Regions from separate parts of the Mus musculus genome. Here region 2 is linked to region 1. A link is a loop called in an ENCODE intact Hi-C map of the cell type or tissue named here. Cell type or tissue: gastrocnemius. All regions are shown on one strand. Each heading gives the region's core, and the rest is flanking DNA. Links, peaks and the distances in the headings are about the cores only. Region 1 holds the start of Ing2 (inhibitor of growth family, member 2). Region 2 has its middle 10 kb from the start of Gm39172.

Region 1 (2,908 bases), core at 145-2,644:
AAAATCAAGTCAATAACCTTAACAATGGTTATTTTCAACAAGACCTGGCTCTTTAATATTAAATAATGGAAAGAAAATTCGTCCCACGTTCTCAGAAATTCAATAAATACTGTGCTTGCCTCGGTTGGCTTAATACTCCACTGATCAAAATCTCAGCGTTAAAGTACATTAACACATTAGTTCCCAGGCCTTCCAATATAGCCCTTGTCCTCAGGACGCCGAATTCCGCGTTGTGTTTTGTCGAAATCCAAATTTTCATCTAGACCAGGACCTAGGTTTCCCTTGGCATCCCAACAGCTGCTTAATATACCCCACTGTATGAAAGTGTGCTGAACAGGCCGGGCAACAGGTATAGCGCTGCAAACCGGGCAAGAGCACCCAAACTTAGCACTCTGGCGTTTTCTCTCTTCTCATTCAAAGACGCCGCTCCCATTGGGCATCTCATCTGAATTAAGCGACTACTCTTTCTTATACCTATTTCGGTTGGGGGGGGGGGGGAGAACCAAAACCAAAACAGCTCACATATTTATATACATTCCGGAAGTCTATCCGTAATTACAGTGAGCTCCTCCTACCGGCATTTCACTGATGGTACTGGGGGAGTAAGGCGGATAATCCCTCACACGGAAAGCACCGCACTCGGTGGTTGATCCGATTTCTAATCCCATCTGCACTGATCCCCTGCTGGCTAGTGGTGAAGCCGAGTGAAAAGACAGTGAGGACTGTGTGTCCTCGCTGGCGGGTGATGCCTAGGCGATTCGACATCTGACAACAGTTTCCTTAAGATGGTTTGGGACTGGGGACCGGGGCGGCGTGCAGCCTTGCCACCTCCCTAAACCAAACTCTTAAGCGCGAGGAGGGGGAGCAGACCCTGAGAGCCACCCCGGCGCTGGGGGGTGGAGGGGCCGCACGCAAGGCGGGGAGTCCGCATTTAAAAGGGCAGAGGGCGCACCGCCTACCTCCGCGGTCCGCCCCGGTGCTCCGGGACCGTGGCCGCGGGGCGCTCGGCGGGAAGTCGCCGCGCATGCCCGGAGCCGCGCCCGCTGCACCCTGGGTCGCCTTAGTTCCCCCTCAGGCCTCACTCGGCCAGCGGCGCCCAGGGGCCGCTCGCTGCTGTCTTGGAGGCTCGCGAGGGAGGCGCTGGATCCGCCAGATGGAGGCAAGGTCGGTAACTCGGGGCCGAGCGAGCCGAGCCGGCGCTTCCTATCCCTGTAGGGGAACAGAAACGAAGAGAGCGGTCGCCCGGCCTCTCGGGGGCAACCGTCAGGACTTCGGTCGAAGGGGGCAGGCTCAGCCATGCGGTCCCTTTAAGAGGGGGCGGGGCGCGGCCTGCCGTTTGGCCGGCCTCCGCACCCTCCCCCCGCCCCCAGGCGAGAGCTGACAGACCAATCGCCCGGGTGGCGCAGGGAAGGCGGGAGAATGCGAACTCTTCGGTAGGACGATAGGGGCGGGGCCCCAGCCTTATTAGGAGTGAGTGCTGCGCAGGCGCAGATGCGGTCGCTGGCCAAGGGGCGGGGACTAGTCCTGTGAGACTCCGACAGGCACGGAGGCTGATAGAGAGGCGAGAGGGTAGCGAGGGGCTTGTCACGGGGATCCGGGCGACCGGGCAGCCCCGGTAGTGTCTGGGGAGTCCCCGGGGGGGACAGCCAGCGTCGCTGCCTGGGAGCCCCGGCGCCATCGGCCGCGGGGAACCCCGCTGCTCGCTCTCCTAGAGAGGGAGGGGGCCGGAGGGAGCCCCGGTCTCGCCCCGCCCCTGGGCTTGTTACCGCGGGGGCGGGGAGTAAGGGCTTCTTCTTGGGGGAGTGGAGATCGGGGGACTCGGCGGTGCCCTCTCGAGCGGCGGCCGTGTCCCCGCGGCGCCGGGCTGCCGAGCGGAGGAGCGGCGGTCGTGGCTGTTGCATGTGTGGCTGCTGGATGCGGAGGCGGCGGCGGCGGCGGCGGCGAGGAGCAGCAGCAGCGGCGGCGGCGGCGGTGGTGGTGGTGGCGGCGGCAGGATGTTAGGGCAGCAGCAGCAGCAGCAGCTGTACTCGTCGGCCGCGCTCCTGACCGGAGAGCGGAGCCGGCTGCTCTCCTGCTACGTGCAGGACTACCTGGAGTGTGTGGAGTCGCTGCCCCACGACATGCAGAGGAACGTGTCGGTGCTGCGGGAGCTGGACAACAAATACCAAGGTACTTTCCCTTCTTTCGGGTGACAGTGTGCGCCGAGTGCACCGAGCGATCTGGTGTGTGGGGCCGGGAAGCGGTTGTGTGTGTGTGTGTGTGTGTCTGGGTGGGGGGACGGCACAGCACACTCGCGGCCCTCCCTGTCCCGGCTGCGGCTGACGAGGACTTCCGAGGACCGCCCGTCCGTCAGCCCCCGTTGCAGCTCCGGCGGCTGGCTGCAGCTGCCGCGGACGGGAATCAGCCATTTTTAAGCGAGCATTTGTTCCGGTGCCTGCCGGTTGGGTGCCGCACACTGTCCTGCCCGGGGCTGGAGAGTGTGCAACGAGCAGGGTTGCGGGGCTGGACCGGGGTGCTGGGCCTGCTTAGCCCCTTGCCTGCTGGGGCTCCCTCCGTCTGCGAGCAGATGCATTGGAACGTATGGGGGGGAGGGGGCGAGAGGACGGCGGAGGTGGACTCGGGAGATGCCTCTCCCCCCACCCCCACCCCCCTCCAGCTCCCGGCGTGGCGCGGGACTGGGACGGTCTGTGCTTCCCTCTCGCCCCGGGGAAAGTTCCGGGCCGCCCGGTGTCTCACTCAGCCCTTCTTCGGCTACTGCCAAATGGTTAAAGGGGGAGGGGTTCCCCCGCAGGGCGAGACGGAGAAGGGGTGTGTGTGTTGTGTATGTGTGTGCGTCCGTGTGTGTGTGTGCGTGTGTGTGTGAGTGTGTGGCGGGGAGGGTCCGGCCTAGGGGCGGGGCCTGCAGGTG
Region 2 (2,908 bases), core at 270-2,769, 70 kb after region 1:
ATAGCCAAATTCAAGGTAAATCCATACATGATTTTGAATGGTTCCCGGACACACAAAGCTTGTGCTCTTTGACCTATGCATAAGAGACAAAGCTTGACCACAGAGTGAAGAGTTCTGAAATCCAGTTGGACCCTAGGTCTTTTGAAAGCAATTGCAGCCTCTGTAATTTCCAGTATAAGTATGTAATAAAATGCAGTGGAGGCAGGCGGATTTCTGAGTTCGAAGCCATCTTGGTCTACAAAGTGAGTTCCAGGACAGCCAGAGCTACAGAGAAACCCTGTCTCAAAAAACAAAAAAAACAAAAAACAAAAAAACAAAAACAAAAACAAAAAAACCCAAAAAACAAAAAAAACCAAAAAACCTGAATGGCTTCCGTTCAGTGGTGAGCACTTACCTAACGTGAGTGAGGTCCTAGGTTCCATTTCCAGCATTTCTAGAAAAGTAAAAAAGGAAGCCATTGCCTTGAGCTTGCATTGGCACTGGGAAGGTGGCTCGGTCAGTTTACAGCCACGCAAGCTGGAGAGCTTAGGCTCAGATCCCTAGAATCTATGCAAAACGGAAGGTATGCCTGTAACCTGGGTAAGAGGGGGACTGACACAGAGGGTCCCTGAACCTCACTGGCTAGAAAGACTCCATGAACCAATGTGCTCTAGGTTCAGTGGGAGATCCCGTCTCAAAACTGGAGGAGAAGGAGACATCTACACACCCGTGCGGTGGCACACACCCCACCTCCTGAAGACATTCACGGAGTCATAGTCTCAATTTGTGTTATTCTCAGGCTCTTCTCAGAAGATCTTAATGCTGGGTTGCACTTCCATAAAGAAAGTCATAGGGGTTCTTTGTACCTTCTTTAAGTGACTAGGTAAAGTTAAACTGCAGTCAAAAAGTTACAGAGGTTCCTTATGGATTCCATAATAATGTTTTGAGAATTTATTTCGTAAGTATCCTCCAATTCTGTCCCATACTGTTCAGGCTGAAGATGCAATGGAGATCCTTCCCCAAACTTGGGTGAACTGGTCCCAGACCGCACTGGGCTGCTTGGGTGAGAGCCCTATGCGGTCACAAGAGGATTCCATTGACATTTAACATACTTTAGCTAACGCTCTCCAAAGACTGTGCCTGACACAACACACACTGTTGTATGAGACTGTGGGGCTCAGTTGTGGATTTACCAGTTGACAGGCAGGTTAGCCTTTGCACCGGAGCCAAGATCTCTGTCATTCATCCTTTAACTCATTGGGTTCTCAACCTCTATGATGCTGCGACCCTTTAATATGGTTCCTCATATGGCGGTGTTCCCCAGCCATAAAATGATCTTCGTTGCTACTTCATATCATAGTTTTGCTGTTGTTATAAATCATAATGTAAAAATCTAATATGCAGGCCATCTGATAGGTGACCCCTGTAAAAGTGTCGTCCAGTCCCCAAAGGGATCGGGACTCACAGGTTGAGAACTGCTGCTTTAACTGAACTTGTGAGCTTTGGTGTCCAGGAACACAGCACCCTGGTGGGGTCTCACCTTCCCTGCCACAGCAGTGTTGGTGACAGTTTTCTTTAGATCCTCACTGCAGATTTGACAGGATGTCAGGGAAGCAAAGTCATCATGTTACACAGCAGGAGGGCATATCAGCCAGGCTATTTATAGCCTTGCCCTTTTAAATGGCAGTGCTCAGTGCCTACTACATGGCTTTAACCTGGAGTTAATGATCCGGGTGACCCAGTTCTCAGTCCGGAGTCTTCTAATCGCTAACGTTATATTCTAATCCGGAACGAGCCATTAACACTTTAAAACTGCCAAGCAGAAGTGTGGGGCTTTATGGAGATATGAGATGTGTATCGTAACATACATCCTTTCAAGGTACACAACTCAGCTGTCTCTCACATGTTTGTCAGATGGTGCAACAGGTGCCCTCTCTTCTGGACATGTTGTGCAAAGGCATCTTGACGTGTGGTTTGCTGTGACTGGCTCAGCCATGTTATGCCTCATGTCAAAATTTCATTTCTGTTTATTGACAGATAATTATTCCAATGTTTGAATCAGCCACAACTTATTTATCTATTTATCAGGTGGAAGATACTCACTATAAATTTTTTCTATAAAAAATAAAAAGCCAGGATTTTGGATGGGGATAGTGTGAGGACAAGATGTAGTTACTAGTGTCTCCCAGTTAGATGGAGAATCTGCCAGGATTTAGATAGCTTACAAGATTAGGATTCTAGTTGTTGCGTCCAACGACTGAGTTACCATTGATTCTGAACTAAGTTTGTGTGGCATTTTCCTTCACGCAGTGGCTTGACTGGGTTCCAGAGAGAAGGGTACGGTGGCAAAGAGTGGGGTTGCCACATGTGCACCACAAAGGCAGAGGATGTGTGTGTGTGTGTGTGTGTGTGTGTGTGTATGTGTGAGGGAGATTTGAAGTATGGGGCTGTCTTGGTAACGACCCGCCAGAGGGAATTTAGTGAGCTGGGTTGAGAGATTTTGGAGCACTGAGTCAGAGAGTCTCCACAAGATGAGAACAGACCAGCCATTGCCCGAGGATGCTTTTTTCTTTTCTCCTTTCTTTTTTTAATTAGATATTTTCTTTATTTAATTTCCAAATGTTATCCCCTTTTCTGGTTTCCGCTCCAAAAGGCCCATATCCCATACTCCCTCCCCCTGCTCACCAACCCACCCACTCCCACTTCCCTGTCCTGGCATTCTTCTATACTGGGGCATCAAGCCTTCACAGGACCAAGGACCTCTCCTCCCATTGATGACCAACAAGGCCATCCTCTGCTACATATGCAGCTGGAGCTATGGGTTCCTTCGTGTGTACTCTTTCATTGGTGGTTTAGTTCCTGGGAGTCCTGGGGGTACTGGTTGGTTCATATTGTTGTTCCTCCTGTGGGGCTGCAAACCCCTTCAGCT

The links. A loop is a pair of places that touch in the nucleus more often than their neighbours do. Peaks named below come from ENCODE experiments on the same cell type or tissue, not always from the same donor. Only the 100,000 strongest peaks of a DNase experiment are listed, where the experiment ranks them.
Region 2: it touches region 1 in a loop (5-fold over the local background); 2 of 42 quality-filtered maps call a loop at or near these places.

Annotation. Positions count from the first base shown.
Region 1 is chr8:47,673,767-47,676,674 of GRCm38, reverse strand. It overlaps Ing2 (inhibitor of growth family, member 2), which reads left to right and starts at 1,516. Exons shown (of 2, transcript NM_023503.3): 1 at 1,516-2,169. The coding sequence starts at 1,995. It overlaps AA386476 (expressed sequence AA386476), which reads right to left and starts at 1,284. Exons shown (of 1, transcript NR_166692.1): 1 at 1-1,284. In gastrocnemius, for the core only: a CTCF peak has its summit at 1,201; DNase peaks (open chromatin) are centred at 349 and 1,438; H3K4me3 peaks cover 2,500 bases; H3K27ac peaks cover 2,500 bases.
Region 2 is chr8:47,603,407-47,606,314 of GRCm38, reverse strand. No RefSeq gene overlaps it. Among named protein-coding and RNA genes, the nearest start is that of Gm39172, 10 kb to the right of the region's middle. In gastrocnemius, for the core only: no CTCF peak of the experiment used is centred there; no DNase peak of the experiment used is centred there; H3K4me3 peaks cover 636 bases; H3K27ac peaks cover 2,500 bases.